2 separate regions of the Mus musculus genome follow, and region 2 is linked to region 1. A link is a loop called in an ENCODE intact Hi-C map of the cell type or tissue named here. Cell type or tissue: left cerebral cortex. All regions are shown on one strand. Links, peaks and the distances in the headings refer to the core of each region. The heading gives the core; the rest is flanking DNA.

The links. Hi-C counts contacts between places; a loop is a spot of excess contacts. Peaks named below come from ENCODE experiments on the same cell type or tissue, not always from the same donor. Only the 100,000 strongest peaks of a DNase experiment are listed, where the experiment ranks them.
Region 2: it touches region 1 in a loop (4-fold over the local background); 2 of 42 quality-filtered maps call a loop at or near these places.

The regions. Positions count from the first base shown.
Region 1 is chr15:85,263,505-85,270,236 of GRCm38, forward strand. It overlaps Fbln1 (fibulin 1), which reads left to right. Exons shown (of 17, transcript NM_010180.2): 16 at 1,746-1,877. Among named protein-coding and RNA genes, the nearest start is that of Gm34337, 46 kb to the right of the region's middle. In left cerebral cortex, for the core only: a CTCF peak has its summit at 3,425 (motif pointing right); a DNase peak (open chromatin) is centred at 3,421.
Region 2 is chr15:85,377,382-85,384,113 of GRCm38, forward strand. It overlaps Atxn10 (ataxin 10), which reads left to right. Exons shown (of 12, transcript NM_016843.4): 6 at 5,523-5,603. Among named protein-coding and RNA genes, the nearest start is that of Gm23517, 29 kb to the left of the region's middle. In left cerebral cortex, for the core only: no CTCF peak of the experiment used is centred there; a DNase peak (open chromatin) is centred at 3,147.

The DNA of each region.
Region 1 (6,732 bases), core at 843-5,842:
GGTAGGATGCACATCTTTCCCATCTGGGATCCTGGGCTGCTCAGCCTTTCCCTGTTGGGCAGCCCCTCTGATGGCTGACACGCATTCTGACAATAGCATTCAGTGTTGATTCCATGCTGAACGCTGGCGAGTTGAGGAATACTTCCTGAGGGAAGTGGGTAGGAGGTTATTGGCCAAAGAGGGAGAGGGAGAGAAGAGAGACTTGCCAGTAGATCACAGTTGGCAAGGTCTGGAGGTGAGCTGAGCAGTGTGGGCATTGAGAACCAAGACAGACTGACAGGACTGGAAGGATGAGCCGGCGCCTAAACCTGGAGCTGAGGCTTCACCCCAAGAGAGCTGTTGAGAGGTTCTCATAGATAAGTCTGGGGTGCCAAGACATCTCGGAGACTGGGACAGATGGATGGAGTAGCCAGACTGGAAGCAGAGGGCCATAAGATAACGTGACATGTTCCTTCCTGTGTCCATGTCCCAAAGGACATGGCTGGTGCCATCACAGCCCATTTCTGAGGCAGCCTGGAGTTACAAACTTCTAGGTGAAGCACATACTCATGACACACCCTGGGGTGTGTAGCTGTGGGCTTCTCTGGTCCCCAGTCACCTTCTCTCTTCTGCATGGAGTCTCCTTCCCTGACTATCAGCAGACATGCAGCGAGCTTGTGCGCCAGCTTACATACTAAGAACATGCCAAGAAAAGCTCTTCCTCTCCAGGAAAATGTGTCGCTGAGTTATCCAAGATGACCCCTGGCCTGACACTGTGAAAGTGTCATGCAGGATCACCAGACGGTGGGGGAAACGTGTGAGAGCCACCAGGCCAGCACTGTCCTTGGGGAAGTCCCCAGCCCCTACTCCATTCCCACTGGCTCATGTTTCCAGAGAAGTCACTCATATTTGCCCTGTGTCGAGGGGGGTTTTACAGACCCGCACACAAGTCTTTCCCATGTTCCCAGCAGCCATTTTTTTGTTTTTAGATTTATTTATCTTATGTTTATATGAGTATACGGTAGCTGTCTTCAGACACATCAGAAGAGGACAGCCGATCCCATTCAGATGGTTGCCAAGAGCCACCATGTGGTTGCTGGGAATTGAACTCATGACCTTTGGAAGAGCAGTCAATGCTCTTAACTGCTGTGCCATCCCTCCCCCAGCAGCCATTTTCCTGGTGTTCCACTCTGCTGACATAGGAGTTTGTTACCTGAATGGGGGGCAGCCAAGACACCTGTTGATGTCTTGGGCTCAGGACACTAGGGTACTCAGTGGACATCAGCCAGCTTCCTCCCTTACTTTATAGATGAGGAAACCGAGGCCCAGAAAAAAAAGGACATTTCCTAGTTTACCCTGAGCCAGGTTGGGATCTGAATGGTGGTTCCAAGGCTAAGGTGGCTTACACTGCTTCACCATGAGGTAATCTGGAACCACATCCACCACAGCCCAGCTGAGTCCACGCTGCCAGCTGGCCCCATGACCTCAGGGCAGATAAGAATTGTCAAACTGCCTCAGTTTCCCCACTGATGAAACAGATTGGCTATGATGTGAGGGCTAGGACTCTACCCTTCCACACAGGGGAGGGGGTTGGTGATTTCAGCCATGTTGCCTTAGGAGTGAATCCTCGTTGTGTTTGGGTCGAGGAAGGGGGGGCAAGTCTCTGGGGAGGAGGGGGGTGGAGTGGAGTGGAGTGGAGTGGAGTGGAGTGGAGTGGAGGGCTGCGCCAGTGCTACAGTGTTCTCATGCCATCATCCTTGCTGCAGAGATCATCTTTCTGAGGGCTGTCACACCGCTGTACCCCGCCAACCAGGCCGACATCATCTTCGACATCACAGAAGGGAACCTTCGAGACTCCTTTGATATCATCAAGCGCTATGAGGACGGCATGACTGTGGGTGAGTGACCCTTGAGATGCCCAGGGCATTGACCAAGGTCATCTGCACCCTCCTCACTCCCATCAGAGGCCAGTTCTACCTGGCTGCCAGGTCCTAGCCAGCAGCTCCTACTCAATCAAGTCTGGGGAGCCTAGTGTGAAAGACTCCCCCGGGGATCCACCCCGGCCGTACCACTGACTCTCCTGTAAACTCTGTCAGCCTCAGTCTTCCCACTTACCAAGTAGGTGGGCAAAATAGATCCTGCCTCTCATAGCTGGATTTAGAAGGCCGTGCCCCAGCCAGGCTGTAAGCCTTGCTCAGTGGGAGCTGGTCTGTCTGCTGTTCCCATGGCGCCGTGAGAAGATAAGCAAACTGGACTTCAGAAGACCCCATATCTAGTCCCAGCCATGCAACTAACTACCTTGGCTTAGTGTGCAATCTCCAGCCACTTGTCACCCCTCCCCAGGTGTCAGTGGGTAAGAACCCCCCAGGACAGTCGGTGTCCCAGAAGCACAAAGGAGGCAGGGACAGAGCAACCTTCTGTGTTGGTTTCATGTGGGCTTGGTGAAGAGGAAGTGGAGAGGATTCGCCAGACACCGGGACAGGGGCTGGTAAACACCCACAGGGGAGATGGGAGGGAAGCCTGGAAGCCACACGGTCTCTGTAGAGAGGACTGTGGTCCCTGTTGCTGTCTGTGGGCCTTCAGTAGGACCTGCTCGCCCTGAACGCTCTCAGAGGCCATTTCCATATCTGCTGTTCTCAGCTAAATTGCTCCTGGAGTGGACTAAGCTGGGAAGCTGGGCAGAGTTGAGTCTTGGTATGATGTCACCAATGCCCGGTGGGTCATGACTGCACCCAGCGGGTCATTCCACTTTGTGACCTTTGTCACAGTAGCTCATCAGAACGGTCTTTTTTTTTTTAAGGTTTATTTATTTATTTATTATATGTAAGTACACTGTAGCTGTCTTCAGACACTCCAGAAGAAGGAGTCAGATCACGTTACAGATGGTTGTGAGCCACCATGTGGTTGCTGGGATTTGAACTCAGGACCTTCGGAAGAGCAGTTGGTGTTCTTAACCACTGAGCCGTCTCACCGGCCCCCAGATGGTCTTTAAGTAACTTATTATTATTGTTAGTAGTAGTACTGATTTATTTATTTTATTTATATGATAAATAAATCACTGTAGCTATCTTCAGACACACTAGAAGAGGGCATCAGATCCCGTTACAGATCGTTGTGAGCCTCCAAGTGGTTTCTGGAAATTGAACTCAGGACCTCTGAGAGCAGTGAGTCCTCTTAACTGCTGAGCCATCTCTCCAGTGCTTTAAGTAACTTTTATTCATGGTGATGGAAAACGGTCTTATCTGCCACTTCTGACTTAGATTTACACTCTGAACATTTTGAAGCATTTGAGAAACTGGGTGATAATCCCCCCCCCCCCCCCCCACACACACACACACAGACACACACACACATACATCAGTTTTTCCTTTTATTCTAGTCTCAGGCCTGTGAGATCTGGATTGGAGCCGAACCATGAGTTTGGCCTCCAGGTGGCGCTGTTGGATCTCCAAAACCTCCATCCAGGCTGTTTCTTCAACCCCGACAGTTGCTAAACTGGCAGCTAGAGAAAGGGAATCGTTATTCTCCTGTTGCCAAAGAGCCATTTATAGCAACTTTACAAGCTCTTAAATGGGTTTGCATGTTGTAAACATGGCTGAGTCATTTGGGGGCTCACCACCCCCGGCCTCCTCCTCCGCTGTTTGGCAGCAAGGATAATTAGTTAATTACAATTAATGGTTCAGCAGCCCTCTCTGAGATTCCAAGGAGAGGGCATGCAGCCCGGCCGCCAGCCGTCCTAAGTCTCACCTTCAGCTATGGATGAGGGGAGGTGTTGTGTCTATGTCGGGGGTCGGGTGGGGGTGTGGTAACGGTTTGTCCTGCTTCAAGTGTGGATGAGAGATGAGTACCCTGTCATTGGCCAGCAGAAGCCCCCTAGAGCTTGCCCTGTGAGTGACCTATTGCTATCATGTGACACAGCCTGGGCCGCTGTGATTATAACCGTAGAACCTTCCAGTTTGCTTGCTCTCTGTTACTTCTGAACACTTGAGTTACTGGCCCTGGCTGACCTGTGTTTATAGAGATAGATACTGCCCCCCACTCCCATGCTCACCTTTCCCCAGAAGAGAGCACTGGGCCATCAATATACTGAGATGTGAGCCTGCAGGGTTGCATCGAGCCTCCGTAGCCCACCCCAGCTCTCTCAGGAACGGGCCCTCCCTCTTTCCACATCTCTTCTCAGCTAAATCGTTCCTGGAGTGGTCTAAAGCTGGGAAACTGGGCAGAGATGAGTCCCAGTGAGCGGGTCATGGCTGCACCCCAGACAGAACAGTCTTGGGTGCGTCTGCTTTTTGGCTTCCTGTCTGCTACATCAGAAAGTCCTGCTTGTGATAGAGCCAGAAGGCCTCATCTTTCCCAGCCACTTCCACAGAAGAAGAAACAAAGGCCACTTGTGTGTCAGTCTTAGTCTTTTCTTAGTGATTCCGGGGCCCAGCTGGCCATGAGATGGCTCCAGGGGTGACGAGTGACCACAGGTAACCTGCAGGCAGTGGGCGGCTCGGGAATGGAATGCAGCCGAGGCCGTGGGGAATGAGCGTCCCCCTCGCCGCGCCTGGTCATGGGTGCCCTGATCTTTGGAATTCTAGGCTTGGGCGGCATGGGGGTGGAACCCCAGCCCTTCGGAAATTCCTGGGGCTCATCTCTCTGCCGACTGAGTGGCCCAGCCTTTTTCCACTCCTCAGCAAGTTCGCAGGGCGTTCCATCTGGTGCACACATCACCTGCCGGGTGGAGAGGGAGACCAGGTGGGGCCGGTTGCCCTGAGTGGGGACGAAGGCTGTGTTTGTGATTGGGTTCTGCTTTCCGACTTCTTGTCTTAGGCTCCCAGTTCTCTGCTTGGAACATTTACCCTGAGATTGCCTATAGCCAAATTCCTTCTCCCTTTTCTGCCCAGAAACATCTCTGTGTACCTGGAAATGTCCCTCCCAGAAGTAAACCGCCCCCGCCCCCCCCCCCAACATGGCTCCAGTCCTGACCACTGTGGGGATAGAGTTTTCTGAGTTTTGGCCCAACATAAAGCAACTCTGGAGCTTAGCAGTCATGGCTTCTTGCCACCACTGCACACTCTCGCCCCCGTGTTCTTGTTCAGTCCTTGCAAATGTGACTCCTGGGAACAGGTCAGGAAGCTCCCCTTGGGCAAAGGAGGGAATAGAGTCCAATGACCTTGTAAGACTATGCAACCACAAACCATGGGGCTGGGTATCTTCCGACACTTCAGGCTACACTTTATGCAATACCCCCAAGGCTTGGCCATCAGCAAAAGCATGGTTCAGGACTAAGTGGGCCTGCCACCTGCTGTTCCCATCCAAGCTCAAGAGGTTCCTGTGTCTCTGGCAATGGACATGGGCCTGTATATGGTCATGCCGGGGCACCTGCCTGCTCACTGGGCTGGATGAATACCTGCCTGTCGAAGCCACAACCCTTGTGGACACTCCCTACAAAGGGCTTCCCTAGAGAGGCAAGGCCCAAGGATAGTCTCCTCACATACTCAGGAGCCTCAATGAGTATAGCATTCAGGAACCAGCCTTCAGTCCCTGGGACATAGAGAAATTATCTTCACTCAGGGGTGGGGGAGCAAGGGCGAGCAATGGAGTAGAAATAGCACAAACCTAGGCCTACCCAGACCTAGAACCCATAGACGGACGCCCAGTGCTGGCATGGACAGAGTTCTCCAAATCTGGAAGTCCCACAAAATAAGCAGCCGATGATGAGCCTTTGACCCCTGTGGCCATGGCATTCAGGCCCTTGAAAGTGACAAGACAGTGAAGTGCTTGAGAGAGAAGTGGGGAGGGAGGTGGGGGGAGGGGCGACTAAAAAGGCCAGGCTTCCTCTAATGTAGCCTGTTGGGTTTTAGGGGATCAGGGAGATGCTGCTCAGGGCGGAGCTGAAGCCTCTGCAAGGGGGGGGGGTGCACATTCCTCTCTCTCCAGCTGTCAGGGAGACTTGAGGGATACTCCTCCGGCCTGTGGCTCTATAAATGCCTGGGGCGTGCTTGGGCCACCACAGAGCCTCCCAGTCTCCTCAGGAGTGCACACTTCACTCTGCAGAGCCGAGGCTGCAGTCAGGGTGCTTTGAGAAGCTGAATAGAGCGAGTAATGGGGGAGCCCTGGCCACGAAAATTGTGGGCCACTCACTGTCAGCCTGAGCCCTGTCTGAGCCTCTAGGGTTTAGAGGATACCTGGACCCTGGGCCTCTCTTTAGCTTGCCTCCACGAAACTTCTCAACTTCATTTTTTCTAGAAGTGAAAAAATAGAGTCTATCTAGAATGAGGTGTCAACTTTGCCAGAATTTGTACCAAAGCCTTACCCAAGCCAAGAGGATCTGCCAAGAGAAGCTGAGAACACTCAGCCGTACATTTTTATCTGCTGTTTGTGGGGTTTTTTTCTTTCTTTTTGGCCTGTGGCCTAATTTTGCATTGCCATCCTGACTCCACACCCCATCATCCTCCACAGGACCCTTAGATGCTTAAAAGATCGCCTAATAGTTATCTATAGACAGCTGTGATGGTACTGATGGTAACAGTGGAGCACACAAGGCAGGCTTCTCGGAGGAGGTCACACAACTGTCAGGTGGGAGGTGTAGGAGGACTACTTTAGACCCAAGGCCAGTCCACTTCACAGTCACTTCATCGACCCCTATGAGGTGACCATGAAGCCCATTTCTTGGCAGTATATACCCAGTGATGTCTATCCTACTGACATCTGCCAATACCAGTAGGTCTGGGTCCTATATAAATAGTCTTGGAATTCTGGATCCAA
Region 2 (6,732 bases), core at 669-5,668, 110 kb after region 1:
GTTCATTTTTGTCAGCTCTACACAAGCATAGACCTTGGCTGGAAAGAAGGACTCTCAACCAAGGAATTGCCTCTGCAGGCCTGTCCTGTCTGCAGGGGATTTTCTTGATTGCTAATTGATGAAGACAAGGGCTCAGTCCACTGTTGGTGGAGCTATCCCTGGGCAGCTGGGCCTGGACTTTATAAGAAATGTAGTTGAGCAAGCCCGGGAGCCGTGTTCCTCCATGGAACTGTCCCAGTGCCTGCCTTGAGCTACTGCACTGCACTGGCATCCTTGGTTGATGGACCTGGAAGCTGCTGCGTAAACCCCTTCCTAGTCCACATTGGTTTTGGTCTATCACAGCACCAGAAAGCAAACAAGGATAGTGGATGTTTGTCTTTCTTGAACTTGTGTTATGTTTTCAGAAGTATCTGATGGAATATTTTTTTAATCCCCTGTCCTTTGACCTTTCTTTCAGGACTCAGTGTCAGAAATACACAGGTCAAGGTGGTGGCCTGCTTTTCCAGCCTAGTAAAGATAATGGGTGCAACAGCCACTGTAGCTTAGATAGTTTGTTACTTACAGGCACAGGCTGCTTTTACCTTGTGAGCGTGGGAAGAACAAAGGACCCTGAAATACCTCTGAGTATCTGTCTCACAGTATCCTGCCATAGGAAAGAGCCTCTCCCCTTCTCTCAGGCCCATCATCACAGGGTGTCAGTATACTCAGATGAGCCGCTTCTCAGGCTTTGCCTGTGTGGCTGCGTGGGAGGATACAGACAGTCCAGGTGCTCTGCTGGAGCCGTTTCCCTCCCTGTATTCTCCGAGCGTTCAGTAGTCACCCTTGGTTGGTGTCCTCAGGATGTGCCACCTTGCTGTTTGAGAGTTCCCCACTGGGAGGTGGGGCTCACCAATTAGAAGAGGTTGGCCGGCCAGCAACCCTGGGGAATCTACCCTGTTTTTACCTTTCCAGTGCTAGGATAATAAATTATACCATTACACACCTTTTTCTTATTTATCTATTCATTTCTTTTCCACATACCTTTTCTTGGGTGTTAGGGATTGAGCCCAATTTGAGCTTGGGCTGCGAGTACTTTACTCACTGACCATCTCAGCCAGTGTCCTACACTCCTGAGGATACAGATGCCCATGATCTTGTTTGTTTAATCTCTCTCTTAATGCCAGCATTGATGTAATGCCAGTGTTAGTTTTAATGTTATGGTCTTGATTAGCATAAATTTTGAAGCCTGAAACTGAGGCATCCTATGCTCCTTATCAAGATTTATGTCTCTTGCATTCCTATGTGAATAATAGGACCATCATTTTAGTTTTAAAAACAGACTTTTCCATGAATCTGTAGGTCTTCTGTACAGAACTATATTATTTTGTGGGGTGGAGGGGTGGGCAGCCGCTGTGGCACTTTTGTGGCGGTTAGAGGACAGATGTTACGGATGGGGTTCCTCTTACCTTTATGTCCTTCCACGCCAGGGGTTGAACTCAGGCTGTCAGGCTCTCAGGAGCAGCCTTTTCCAGCTGAGCCACCTCACTGAGCCTTCTGCTCCATTTCTGATTCTTGCCCCTTCCTGTTTTGGCTTCTGCTATAGCATTGCTGCTACGTGATTTGGGTTTTGTCACTTCTAAGATGGAATGGCGTTAGATTATTGACTTAGGGTCCAAGCATTTACAGCCATGCATTATTCTCCGTAAGAACTGTCTCAGCACTCTGAATCTTCCTGTGCTGTCCTTTCCTTTTTGTTCATTTCAAGTCGAGTCCATTGGTTATCTAGGAGTTTGATTTCCATGTATTTGTGTATTTCCCAAATCCTGTCTTGTTACTAATTTTTAATTTTATTCCACTGTGGGTGAACACTCTTTGTATGATTTCATTCTTTTAAAAATTATCCAGGTTGTTTATACCATCATCATGGAGACTATTCTGTATATACTTAAGATGAGTGTGCTCAGCTGGTTTTGCTAAGTGTCCCAGCAATCCAATTTCTTTCTTTTGAAACAGGAACTAATAATTCTTCCTCTCAGCCTCTCAGGCGTGAGGTTACAGATGTGCCTCCAGCCAGTCTCATCACGTAGTATCTGCATTTACAGCAGTTAGGTCATCATGTGTTTATATTTACAGTTATTACATTATAGCCTAACAAATTGATCTGTTTTTCATTTCATTTCATTTCATTTTGAACTCATCAAAAGTGTTGTTCACATATTTTTTTTCTCCTTCACATTTTAATAATCTTTTCCTATTAATCTAAGTGTCTGGATTTTTTTTTAAGATTTATTTATTTAGTATACAGTGTAGTACACTGTACTGTCTTCAGACACACCAGAAGAGGGCATCAGATCTCATTACAGATGGTTGTGAGCCACCATGTGGTTGCTGGGAATTGAACTCAGGACCTCTGGAAGAGGATCAGTGCTCTTAACCACTGAGCCATCTCTCCACCCCTGGATTTTCTTCTCACAATGGGCAGTGTGATCAGGACTTAGGTGGCCTTCTGGTATTTGAGCCTCTTAAATTAAATATTATTATATTCAAGTTCTAAATTTAAAATTGTTTGCTTCTTTGAATAGCATTTGTATTTGAATTACCATATGCAAATGATCAGCCGCTGATATGTGAAAATCTTACACTTTTACCTTGGACAACTCCCCTCAGTGTGCACATGCAGCCACCTGCGTCACTGAGGAGCCCTCAGCGTCAGCTTCCCTCCAGCCAGCTTGTAGCAGAGCTCTGTTTATTTGGTAGGCATTTGAGGGGTAGCTGGGGCCTGTATCTTATCAGCTTGGAATAAACAACCAGGCTCATCATGGGCAAACACAGAATCTACTTCAGAGTACCTCAGAAGCTGTCAGGGGTCAGCAGCTGGAGTTGGCAGGGACAGAAGGGGGAGTTCGTCCTCAGCTGACAGCTCTGCAGCTCTCCTGCTGCATCTGGCTGAGAACTGTCCAGGGCCCTCATAAACTGTCTTACTGTCAAATCTGAACTGGTTCTGAAAGTCAGAAAGGATCCACTTTCTGCCCCCTTCCCCTTGCTTGGCCGTGCAGATGGCTGATAAAGAGCAGTAGCTGCATGAGGATTTACTATCTTCTCATGTTTTCTCTCTTCTTAGAAAGGTGTAAGACTATAATAAGAGCTCCAGATCTTTCTCTTGGGATGTCCTGAAATAACATCAAAGTGTGGGCAAGAAAGTTTTGGCACTGCATTTGGCTCGAGTAGTTGGATAATGTCTTTTTCTATATTTTGGGTTTTTGTATGATTTTGTTTTGAATTTTTCATAAATTTTCCATAGTATAAAAATCTTGCAGATAAAAAAGCCATCACGCACCCAAATTAACCAGACTCCAAAATCTGTGCATCTCAGTGAACTTGTTTACATTTTGAATGGCCATTCTGAAGCTGCAGAGCTTCACCCTGCAGTTTGAATGTTCACCTTTAGATGGATTTATCCACTTACCCCCGCCCCTGAACCCAAAATATCTGCGGCAGAATTAGACCTAGAAAAACACCTAGCATTTTATATCATCTAATAGCTCAGTCTGTCACCTACATTCACCCCTTCTTCCTTCCCCAATGCCCGTCCTTTCTTGTTGTCTATGTATTATGCTATACCCACCTGTACATGTGTCTGCATATGTATTATTGGCTAGATTCTACATCTGAGAGAATGTGGTTTTTTCCTTTCTGAGATTTTGTGACCTCAAGTAATAAAATATTCTAAGTCCATCCATTTTCCTGCAGTTTTTATTACATTTGTCTTTAGAGTTAAATGGTATTTGTGTGTGTGTGTGTGTGTGTGTGTGTGTGTGTGTGTGTGTGTGTGTGTGTGTGTGTGTTTGTGTGTGTGTTTAACATTCACTATCCATTTATCAGTGGGCAGTTAGGTTGATTTCAAATTCTTTAGCGTCACTAAAACATCAGTAAACATGGGGGTGCAAATATCTCTCTGGCAGGGTGTGGAGATTGCTGGTTCTATGCCCAGGAGTAAAATAGCTGGGTCTTATGGTAGCCATAGCTCTTTCTCTGCTGTTTGGAGAGTAAATTTAGAAGTAAAAGTTGTGTTCTAATTGCTGGTACAGAATTTGCAGTATTGTGGGTTTTGGGGTAGGGGTGTCATGGAGGATCATAGGCAATGACTGAATATTGTGTTTTTTACAAATGTTCTCGTGAGAAAAGTTTTGATTTCCACATCTAAATTATGTATGAATGGGCTTTAGGGTTCCAACTTTACTTCTGAACCTAGCTTGGAATGTATGGGTTCCTCTTACTCTGAGTGCCTCTTGCTTTGAGAACCTGGCTTAACTAATATAAATACTGTTGACATTATTATTATTCATTATTCTTAGAAATAATTAAATCTATGTAGTGATTGGCATCTTTAAAGATCTATAGAAGAACTAGGATAGTAGTTTATATTGTTGTGTAGGCAGTGGCTGCTGAGCTACATCTCCAGGGCTGGATTTTATGTTTAAGTAGAGGACAGTGTGGTGGTCATTGATGTGGATTATCACACTCACCGACATTTTATTTGTTAATGAGAGAGTAAATAAATGGTGTATTACTACTTTATAGTCAACTTTTATTACTAGAACAATATTTATTAAAATCATACTTCTTAGTTCCTAAACCTTAGAGATACCTTTTGTTAGATACATTTGAGAACTATTAATGGTGTTCAGTCTTTTTAGACGCCACAGAGGTACTTTGAAGAAATATGCTTATAATCTTTGCCTCAGGCTTCCATGGTCCTCTCTCTAGTCCAGATGAGCACCGTGCCTGACAGTGTGGATGTTTTCTCGGTAACTTGAGTACTCTTAAAGAGGGGAAAATCAAGCCAGGATTCATCACGGCATTGTTGGCATAGCTTGAACAATATGACATGTCCATTTTCCTGCCTTGTCTTACAGCAGTAAGCTTCGGACTAAAACGAGAGCTATGTTTCCTGTCTAGATCTGACAGTGTCACTGAATGTCATGTCCCTGTTCACGGTGAAGTCTGTCAAAGTTGAAGTAGACTCACTTTTCTAATTGAACCCACTGAGTTATTTTCATAAAAGTTTCACATGAAAAATTGGAGAAAAGATTATTCCAAGGCTTCCTCCCTCTTGATATTGCTAAGAAAGTAATTTATGAACCTCACAAAACATAAAAGACCCCATTAAACCTGGGCCTGGAGAGATGGCTCAGGGGTCAGAGCACCTGTGCTCTTACAGAGGACCTGGGTTCAGTCCTCAGCTCCCACATGGTTGCTCACTGCAGTCTGTAACTCTAGTTTGAGAGGATCTGTCACCTTCTTCTGGCTTCTGTGATTAGGCATACATGTGGCGCATATGCATACTACATACATATATATGTACATATCTATACACACAGGCAAAAGAACCATATGCATAAAAATAAGTATTTTTAAAAGATTACAGTATAAAAAGTTGAATTAAGTGAAAGGCTTTCCTTTTGTATAAGTTTATGATATAGGTGAGGACGTGTATGCTTTATTGTTTGTAGTAACCAAATTTCTCTTCCTTTTCCCTGTAGGTTCTTGATTATTTCAGACCACTTTCTGAAAAGCCCGGAACTGGTGGAAGCTATGTATGGCAAACTCAGCAACCAGGAAAGGTAACTCCCTGCCCCCAAAGCAGTATGGTTTTGACTCTTTAGCATTCCATATAGTGTTCAGTAGCTCGAACTGAGTTTGCATCGTTTGGTTAACATCATACCAAAACCACAACAGGCAGTGATGAATATAGGATTTATACAGAGTTTATATAGAATTTCAGTCTGATGCTATTATTTAATAGAAGCATGTTAAAGAAATAAAAATATGCTGGACAGTGGTGGCCCATGCCTTTAATCCCAGCACTTGGGAAGCAGAGGTAGGCAGATTTCTGAGTTCGAGGACAGCCTGGTCTACAAAGTGAGTTCCAGGACAGCCAGGGCTATACAGAGAAACCCTGTCTCGGGGGAAAAAAAAACAACAACCAACTTTTAACAACAAAATGTTGCATTTCCTCAATTTTATAACAACAGTTTCAAGCACGCATTGTAGTTATCTCTTTGTATGTGCATATCACTAGTTTGATTATTTAGAATATCTATTGCTATGTTTACGGTTTTCTGGTAGATAGTTCACACAAAGTAGTGTGCCTTTATTGTAGTGGAAGAACATTTACAAAGCCTAGCGATACTCAAGCTAGTAGCCAGCAGAGTGTAACCCAAGTGGCATGCCTCCTACCACTGGGCGTGCTGCGGCCTTCGTGCTGACTGACTCCAGCCATTGCAGGAAGTAAACACTTCCTGTGTTTACTGCTGTGTGTCCACGCTGATGTAGAGTTGGAGAGGAGGGTGCTAGGAATCGTGGTGAAGTGGAAGCTTGGTGCCCCGTTGTCTCCTGAGGAAGAGTGGATGTTTTCCTAGCTCAGACGTTTCCTTTGGCAGATCATTAGGACTAAGTCAAGAGTTTCCCTCAGCAGGTTTATGTGACGAGTTCATTTTTCTCCTGTGCATGGAGAATGCTTGAGAAGCAAGTAGACAATGTGTTACTCAAAATGTTCCCAGGTTCTTTGAGTCAGATGAGGAACCATACTGAGAGCTGGGATGTAGAAGAATCCTTGGGGTGTCAGACTGTGTCTCTAGCCCAGCTGCATTAGGATATCTGATTGGTTCAGGGGCTGTCTACATTTTAAAATACATCTGTGGATCAATTACTAAAACAGTGCTGTACTGAGCCTCAGCTGGTGGCTCCTGG